Regions from separate parts of the Homo sapiens genome. Here region 2 is linked to region 1. A link is a loop called in an ENCODE intact Hi-C map of the cell type or tissue named here. Cell type or tissue: sigmoid colon. All regions are shown on one strand. Each heading gives the region's core, and the rest is flanking DNA. Links, peaks and the distances in the headings are about the cores only. Region 1 holds the start of LINC01563 (long intergenic non-protein coding RNA 1563). Region 2 overlaps DHRS7B (dehydrogenase/reductase 7B).

Region 1 (4,391 bases), core at 321-4,320:
AAACCAGGGCATTTCCAGCTCAGGCCATTCCCTCACCCCTGTACAATGTCTGTCCCCTGCTACAGCCGGTAGTGCCGCAGTAGATTTATGCTGCACAAAAGCTGTGAGCCTTCTGCCTGGGGAACCCCTGCAAAAAGTGCTAACAGGCGTCTGTGGACCCTTGCCAGCAGGGATGGTAGGATTGCTTCTAGGCAGGTCTCGTTTAAATTTAAAAGGAGTGCAAGTACATATAGGAGTCATTAAGATTACAATGGGGAAATTCAAATTGTTATAACTACTTCTGTTCCCTGGAAAGCAGAGCCAGGAGAGCATACAGCATAGCTCCTTGTTGTGCCGTATATGGAAATGGGGAAAAGTAAAATTAAATGAACAGGAGGATTTGGAAGCACAAATAAATAAGGCAAAGCAGCTTATTGGCTAAATCAAATTACTAATAAACGTCCTACCTGTGAAATAACTATTCAGGGAAAGAAATTTAAAGGATTGGTAGATACAGGAGTGGACATTTCAATCATTTTTCTACAGCACTGGCCGTCCGCGTGGACAATTCAACCCGTATCTTTAGAAGCAGCACTCCCTTTCCAGTGGCAAAATCTGTAAGGTTTCCTAGGGCTTCCATAATAAATTGCCACATGCTTGGTGGCTTAAAACAACAGAAATTGATTCTCTCATGGTCCTTGGGGCCAGAAGTTTGAAATCAAGGTTTTGGCAGGGTTATGCTCTGACAGCTCCATGAAGAATCCACTGTTGCCCCTTCCTGATTCTGCTGGCTGCCAGCAATCCTTGGTGTTCCTTGGGTTGAATCACCCCAACCTCTGCCTCCGTCTTTACATGGTCTTCTTTCTGTGCACCTGTTTGTCATCAAATCTCTCTCTTTGTGAGGAATCAGCCATTGGATTTAGGGCCCATCCTAATCCCGTATGACCTCATCTTAACCTCATTACATCTGCAAAGACTCTATTTTCAAATAAGTACCAGAGGTTAGGACTTTAACATATTTTGGCAGGAGTGGACATAATTCAACCCACAACAAAAATCTCTGGATCTTTGACATTCTGTTGCATCCTGCAGCTGACACTCTCCAATGACTGTTGTGATTTCTTGATGCCAACAGTTGGATGGATACAAACCCAGATACCACATGGCTTTTTGGTCAGTATCTCCAGAAGACTCCAACTTTTTCCTGCTAACGTGGACTCCCATTTCCCTGCCTGGTGCATATATTAACTATTTGACCTGACCAGAATCCCAGCTCCCAACTCTCCTGTTTTGTTTTGGCTTTTTTTGAGACAGGGTCTTGTCACCCAGGCTGGAGAGTAGAAGAGTGATCACAGCTCACTGCCACCTCAACCTCCTGGGCTCAAGTAATGCTCTTGCCTCAGCCTCTCAAAGCAGTGGGATTACAGGTGTAAGCCACCACACTGGCCCCAACTCTCTCTTCCTGATACAAGTAATTTTGGGCATCCTCCTTCCCACTCAGTGCAGCTGTGTGGGGCCTGCTTGTCAAGGTGCCTGTCCTCCCCTGGCCAAGATGGGCTGGGTGACTCAAGTTAGCCAATCAGACTCTTCCTACTAGGGCTTTGACACCTAGGTAGAGTAGCAAGATGATGGAAAAATAGATGGGATGAATTCAACTTTGTTTTGTGGTCCCCCAGGCCACTCTCAGGTTTGATGATTCGCTAGGAGGGCTCACAGAATTTGGAAAAACTGTTATGCTCACAGTTACAGTTTATTATGGGAAAAGAATACATCAAAGACTTGCCAGAACTTGGGGATAAAAAGAATACAGATTAAAATCAGCATAGGAAAAAGGGACAATAGGGCAGAGTTCAGGAGAAACCGGGGTGAACTTCCAGGAGTTCTCTGCGGAGTCACATGGACAACACTTAGTCCTCCCAGCAACAACGTGTGACAATAATACACACCAATTACTGTCAATGAGGAAAGCTTACCCAAGTCTTGGTGCCAGGATTTTTATTGGAGGTCAGTCATATAGGCATGGAGCATCTACATGACTGGCCTTAGCAATTTATTCCTCAGTTCCCCACCCATCCAGAAGTCAAAGAGATACAGCATGGCCCAGGGCTCCCAGCAAATAAAAACAGGTCTTCCCCATAAACCACACTGTTAGCATAAGGTGTAGGCAGGGCTGAAGTCTCAGGTCACAAAGGTGCTCTCCTCAGGCATATTCCAAAGACCCAGAAGTTAGCTCCCCAGAGCTGGTCAGGGGCCAGTCCTTCCTTCGGAATGTTCAGGATTTGAGCAACCTAGTTCCACCGAGGTAACCCTTTTTAGCACACACTTGCTCCCTGATACTCAACATTTCATGAGAGGAGAGGGAGTTTCTACTCCACTCCTCAGAATGGAGATTGGTGGGGAAAACATATATCTTATGCGAGGCCGACTGACTTACCTGATTGTGGAGGTTTGAGGGACAAAACTGAGCTTGTCCTGTTCAGTGCTCCCTTAGGATCCCCGCGCAGCACTTCCGGCTTGCTCTCCGCCATGTTGGATCTCAGGCTTGCACACCCATTCCTGCCCGGGGGCTTTTGTCCTCGCTGTTCCCTCTGCCTGGAATGCTCTTCCTCGTGCATCTCCGTGGCCTCCTCCACTTCATTCGGGCTTCACTAAACTTCATAGGGGCCAGAATACATTTTCCTCATTATCACATTGGCTGGTTGTTCCTAATAGAAAAATAGGTCAGCAGCCTCGCTGGAGGGAACTGGGCAGCCGTGAGTCAGGGGAAGAGCATGTGTCTGCCACAGCTCGGCTCTCACTGCTGCTGTAGAGCCACTGCCTCCAGGCCCAGCTGCAGCTGCTTCTGTTAATTAATCTTCTTTCATTTGTTGGGGCTGAACAAGACCCACCCACAGACCACATGGGCCTGAGGATTAAATTTTGTATGGTGCAGAAAAATTTCAAATGGGAACTAACATGTCTGTGACAAGTGGAATTGTGGCAGAAAAGGCTAGCTGTAGCCCATATCCATTCTCCCCTTCAACTCTTAGTGTTATAACAAAAGAATCCTTGAGTTTTAACAAGGTTGGCAGAGGCTCAATGTTGCGGAGAAAAGAGGCTACAGACTCGTAATTCAAAAGCAAGACTTTGCTGTTTATAAGAACTGCATCGGCCGGGCACGGTGCCTCACGCCTGTAATCCCAGCACTTTGGGAGGCCGAGGCAAGTGGATCACCTGAGGTCGGAAGTTCGAGACCAGCCTGACCAACGTGGAGAAAATGGTGAAACCCCATCCCTCCTAAAAATACAGAATTAGCCAGGTGTGGTGGCGCATACCTGTAATCCCAGCTATTTAGGAGGCTGAGGCAGGAGAATCGCTTGAATCTGGGAGGCAGAGGTTGTGGTGAGCCAAGATTGCACCATTGCACTCCAGCCTGGGCAACAAGAGTGAAACTTCATCAGAAAGAAAGAGAGAGGGAGGGAGGGAGGGAGGAAAGAAGGAAGGAAGGAAGGAAGGAAGGAAGGAAGGAAGGAAAGAAAGAAAAGCTGGGAGGGAGGGAGGGAGGAAAGAAAGAAAGAGAAAGAAAGAGAGAGAAAGAAAGAAATTTGGGACTTTTGGGGTTGGCAGTATTTAGATGAGATTTTGTAACTGGAGTTGATAATGGAATGGGTTCAGACTTTTAGGGGTGTTGGAATAGGGTGACTATACATTGCAAGTGGGAAGAACATGAATTTATGGGAACCAGAGGGTAGACTATTGTGGGTAGATTCATATCTCTGAAAAAGATCTGTTGAAGTCCTGTTGTTTTAAGCCACCAACTTTGTGTTGATTTGCTATGGCAGCCACAGGAAACTACTCCAGCGGTCAATGTGAAAGGGTTGTCAGTGGGAGGCCAGGCTCCAGCAGGGGCCAGCATGCAGGAGGCTGTTCCCCAAAAGGGCTGTATGTGCAAAGTGGCCCCCAAATGCCAGAGGAGCCAAAAAACCAAAGAATGGGGCAGACATTCAGTTGTCGGTATAGGGTGATTTATTAGGGGCATTTATAGACAGAAGCGTGGTCTTGGGTGGCCACAAGACAGGTAGATCCTCACGTTGCAATCCCCCAGATCCAGGTCTTATGTCTTGGGGAAGAAGCATAGTGCTCTGGAAGGAGTGTGTAGGTGGCTATGGGCATCACAGCCTATGATGTATGCAACAACATCCAGGGTTGTTTTGGAAGAAAGGTGAATCTTACAGTGACTAGGTGTTTCTACGTAAAAAGCAATATGTCAACCCCACATTTTGGAGGCATTCCTGGACTCAAGAGTTAGTCAGAAGTGGCATGGTGGATTAGTATTTAAAAGAGTCATGCTTGACCCCACAGATGGAAGTTCTTAGATAAGAACTTATAAGAGCAAGGCAGGCCGGGCATGGTGGCTCACACCTGTAATCCCA
Region 2 (4,391 bases), core at 123-4,122, 90 kb before region 1:
TAAACTTTAATATATTTATCAATCATGCATTTTATACCAAAATCCTTATTAACTGCTAGTTTCAGATATATAGCCAGATCATGGACTGAGAAGGCAAGATTGATGGTATAAAAAGGGACTGGGAAAAAATATCTGGCTCACGATTTTCAGCATTTGGAGATCAGCTTGTAGAAAGAAGGGACAGAGTCTGTCTAGCACCACTGTGAGCCATGGCAGAAAGCAGGACAGAGACATGGGGAGAGAGAGTGAAGCCAGAAAAAGAAGGTGAGAGCCCCTCAAATAGAAACCATAGTGCACACGGCATCTGGAAGCAGAGGGCACCACCTACACATGGAATGTGTGCAGTCATAGTCACACTCTTAGTCCTTGGGCAAGAGACCTGAAACACAGTCTCACACTGATGAGACTCACGAACTGGCGTGAGGAAGGGAGAGAGCTCAGGGGCTCACATATTAATACTGTCTGCTTATATTTTCATCCCTTGCCAGATCCATGAGCTCTAGACCCAGGTTAAAAGAGTGCAAAGGTAGCAAAGTCCCGCTAAGGGTGAGGGTTCCTTGGGCCCGGGCAGCCAGAGTTCGGGGCTTCTCTCTGTGATTCTGCTGCTCCTTTACTTTCTGCTGAACCCACCACTGTGTAACTCCCTCACATCCATTTGTGCAGCTCATCCACCCTTTAAAGGGCTTCTGGAACCTCAAATTAGACATGAGACTATCACCAAGAAATCAACTCTGAGCACAAATGTCACCCTTTATGTCATCCATTCCATTCCTTCTACTTTGGCCAAAATTCTCCCTTGCATTTCACAGACGGAATCCGTTCCTAAGATTCCTTTCTCTCGAGCATTTTTTTTTTTAAAGAACTGTTAACAAAAATAGGTTGTTGGAAGCTACTCAGAAACCACATACAGAAATTAAACTACTAACAGCCACATCTGAGAATCAAAGGAGGGGATCTCAAAACCCACCAAAGTTTTTTTTAAAAAGAACAATTTCAGGTCTGTAAGAAGGATTAGCCATGAAATAATTTGCCATGTTACACACAAGAAAATCAGGCTAAAGGGCAGAGAGGAGTTCCAACTGGAAGGAAAGACACTGAAATCACACGGCAAGGAGTGGCTTAGTATTGCTAAAGCAGTTAGGATCCTGCTCCCACAAACCTACACGTACTCTTTTATTTTATAACCAATGGCCAGTTCTAATCAGCTGCTCTATTTAAGGTGACATAAACTATGGGTCATGCTTATGACCCATATCTTGAAATATATCTGAAAGCTTCTGTCATTTTCAGAAAGTAAAGGCAGGGTCAAACTGCCTTTTTTTTTTTTTGGTCTCAAATGTCTGAGAAGCCACATTAAGGCCGCCTTCGACTGGAAAAAAAAAAGAACAATATCCTACCTCAGATGGCAGCTACCTTGCCAGTGGCGGTTCCTGGCGCCAGTGTCTTCTCTGGTCTTTTGACCTGGGCCAGAGGACACCTTCAGGTCAGCAAGCCCTCCCTGGAATGCCTGAACAAGCCACGGCAGAGTGGCCTGTGGGGTGTATTTTCAGAAGCCAGCCTTCAGCTCCCTGGTTTAAAAGAGTACAGGCTGGCTTTAGTAAAAATAAAACCTGAAGGAAGGCTGGAGATTTCAGACCAGGCTCCTGAGTGTTCAATCCTGGGAAGAGCAGCCACATTGAAGTGAGCTCTGCTCTCCAGTAAGATGCCAAGCACATGCTTCCCGGCAATCCTGTGAGGGGGGGCGGAGAAAGGTGCCAAAGCCCAGCCCCGGGCCCTGTAATATGATGGCACAGGAGTGCGGTGACAATGAACAGGAGGCAGAGCCCGCGCCAAGTCTGTCTGTTCATTATGGCCTAAAGCCCTCCTTATCAATTATAGCACTTACTATGGCTACCTAGGAACTTGGACACACACAATTTTGGTTTTTAATGTGGTTTTTTTTTTTTTTTTTTGGAGACGGAGTCTTGCTCTGTTGCCCAGGCTGGAGAGCAGTGCCGCGATCTTTGCTCACTGCAACCTCCACCTCCTGGGTTCAAGTAATTCTTCTGCCTCAGCCTCCCGCGTAGCTGCGACTACAGGCGCACGCCACCACACCTGGCTAATTTTTGTATTTTTAGTAGAGACGGGGTTTCACCATACTGGCCAGGCTGGTCTCGAACTCCTGACCTTGTGATCTGCCCACCTCAGCCTCCCAAAATGCTGAGCCACCACGTCCGGCCTTAATATGCTTCTTAAAGTGAATTTAGATCAGGCGCAGTTGACTCACACCTGTAATCTCACCATTTTGGGAGGCCAGGATGGGTGGACTGCTTGAGCTCACAAGTTTGGGACCAGCCTGGGCAACAGCGAAACCCCATCTTTACCAAAAATTAAAAATTAGCCAGGCATGGTGGCACGCGCCTGTAGTCCCAGCTACTTGGGAGGCTGAAGTGGGAGGACAGCTTGAACACAGGAGGTGGAGATGGTGCCATTGCACTCCAGCCTGGGTGACAGAGTGAGACCCTGTCCCAAAAAAAAGAAAAAAAAAGTGAATATAGTGTTACCAGAAGACACTGGAATAATGTCACTCTCTTTCCTAGAAAACACACCAGAGCCCCAGGCCCCCCGCACCCACCCCTGACAGAAACTGGACAAGGCACTGACTGTGGTGGTGAAGAAGAGAAAACACCAAGCCAGCATGGGGGAGGGGGACAAGACCACCATGCTGCATACTTGCTGTGCAACACAGGCAGATTCATTCACTACTTGAAACTAAGCACACTCACCTCAGAATGGGGATGATCGCTCCAATAGGAAAATGCATAGGAAAGCACTTTGTAAATATGAAAATCTTGAACAACTGTGCTGTTGAATCATAAACTGACTGAAAAAAGGCAATTCCCAGAGAGGATTTCAGAAACGTTCCAAGCAATAGCAGCCAAGCTGGCAGCTTTAAGGGCTCGTCATGTTTGAGTATGTTTGGTAGAAAGACCAACCGTATTCCTTCACACCCACACCAGGGATCACCTCAGATCCTGGATGTCGTGCACTCATCCACTCAACTACACTTCTCAAGTGCCCTCTGGTACCAGGCACTGGGCTAGGGCTGGGGTGGAGGGCAATGAACGAAGGAGAAAAGCTGTCTGACCTCATGGAGGCAGCCCCTATGGAAGACTGACAATATACAAAGAAACACAAAAATTAAATAATTGTGATAATGAAAGAAACAATCAGTGTGAAACAACACAGAGTAGTGGGCTGTCCAAAGTACAAGCCTTGCCTGAAGACTTCATTCAAAGTCAAAACAATTCAAACTGCTGTGCTGGCCGAACACCGCACCTGGCCGAGGCCACTGCTGGTTTGTGACTCCTAAATCAGATTATTGTCTTTAAAAATTACATATAACAACAGCAACAAGACAGACAAGATGCCAACATAAATATGAGGTCAGAAATCTAGGAGTTCAGGAATCTAGTTTAAAAGGAGATGCTACAGCGTCAACTAGAGTATCTAAGAGGAACTATCTACAGGCATCAGTTTCAGAAACTTAATTAAGCAAGGCTGGCCCAGTGGCTCATGCCTGTAATCCCCAGCTACTCAGGAGGCTGAGGCGGGAGGACTGCTTGAGCCCAGGAGTTTGAGACCAGCCTGGGCAACAGAGTGAGACCCCGTCTGTATAAAAAAAGTGAAAAAAGTAGCCAGGTGTGGTGGCATGCACCTGTGGTCCCAGCTACTCAGGAGGCTGAGGTGGGAGGATTGCCTGAGCCCAGGAGTTTGAGGTTATAGTGAGCTATGATGATGCCACTGCACTCCAGCCTAGGAGACAGAATGACACCCTGTCTCAAAAAAAAAAAAAAAAGCACAACAATTGACAATATCTGCACTCAAGATTGAGCAGCATAGCCAGGTGCTGTGGCTCATGCCTGTAATTTCAGCCCTTTAGGAGGCCAAGACAGGAGGATCACTTGAGCTCAGGAGCTTGAGACTGGCCTGGGCAACATGGTAAAACCCCGTCTCTACCAAAAATACAAAAATTAGCAGGGCATACTGGCACATGTCTGTGGTCCTAGCTACTTGGGAGGCTGAAGTGGGAGGATCACTTGAGACCCAGAAGTAGAGGCTGCAGTGAGCTGTGATCACACCCTAAGGATGTGGAGCTTGGATATCAGTGAATCAACAAGACCCAGCCCCTGATGCCACTGTGTGTGTGGACTAAGCCAGTGAGGAGAACAATCAGTAACAAACATTTAATTACCATGTGGCAAGGGCTACAAGGAGGCCACCTGATGCAATTTTAAGCACCTAGGTAATCTGGTCATTTATATTGCTTTTCCATCCACTAAAATGCCTTATAACATTTCATGGGATTTTCTTCACGGCGGCATTGAAGTGGGGACAGAAGAGACCTCATT

What was found. A loop is a pair of places that touch in the nucleus more often than their neighbours do. Peaks named below come from ENCODE experiments on the same cell type or tissue, not always from the same donor. Only the 100,000 strongest peaks of a DNase experiment are listed, where the experiment ranks them.
Region 2: a loop joins it to region 1, with 2.8 times the contacts of the local background. A loop is called at or near these places in 1 of 110 quality-filtered maps.

What each region holds. Positions count from the first base shown.
Region 1 is chr17:21,073,980-21,078,370 of GRCh38, reverse strand. It overlaps LINC01563 (long intergenic non-protein coding RNA 1563), which reads right to left and starts at 2,815. Exons shown (of 2, transcript NR_110896.1): 1 at 2,414-2,815. RefSeq lists an enhancer at 2,634-3,134. In sigmoid colon, for the core only: no CTCF peak of the experiment used is centred there; DNase peaks (open chromatin) are centred at 2,760 and 3,130.
Region 2 is chr17:21,163,478-21,167,868 of GRCh38, reverse strand. The region is part of intron 1 of DHRS7B (dehydrogenase/reductase 7B); the gene reads right to left. Among named protein-coding and RNA genes, the nearest start is that of DHRS7B, 39 kb to the right of the region's middle. In sigmoid colon, for the core only: no CTCF peak of the experiment used is centred there; a DNase peak (open chromatin) is centred at 1,748.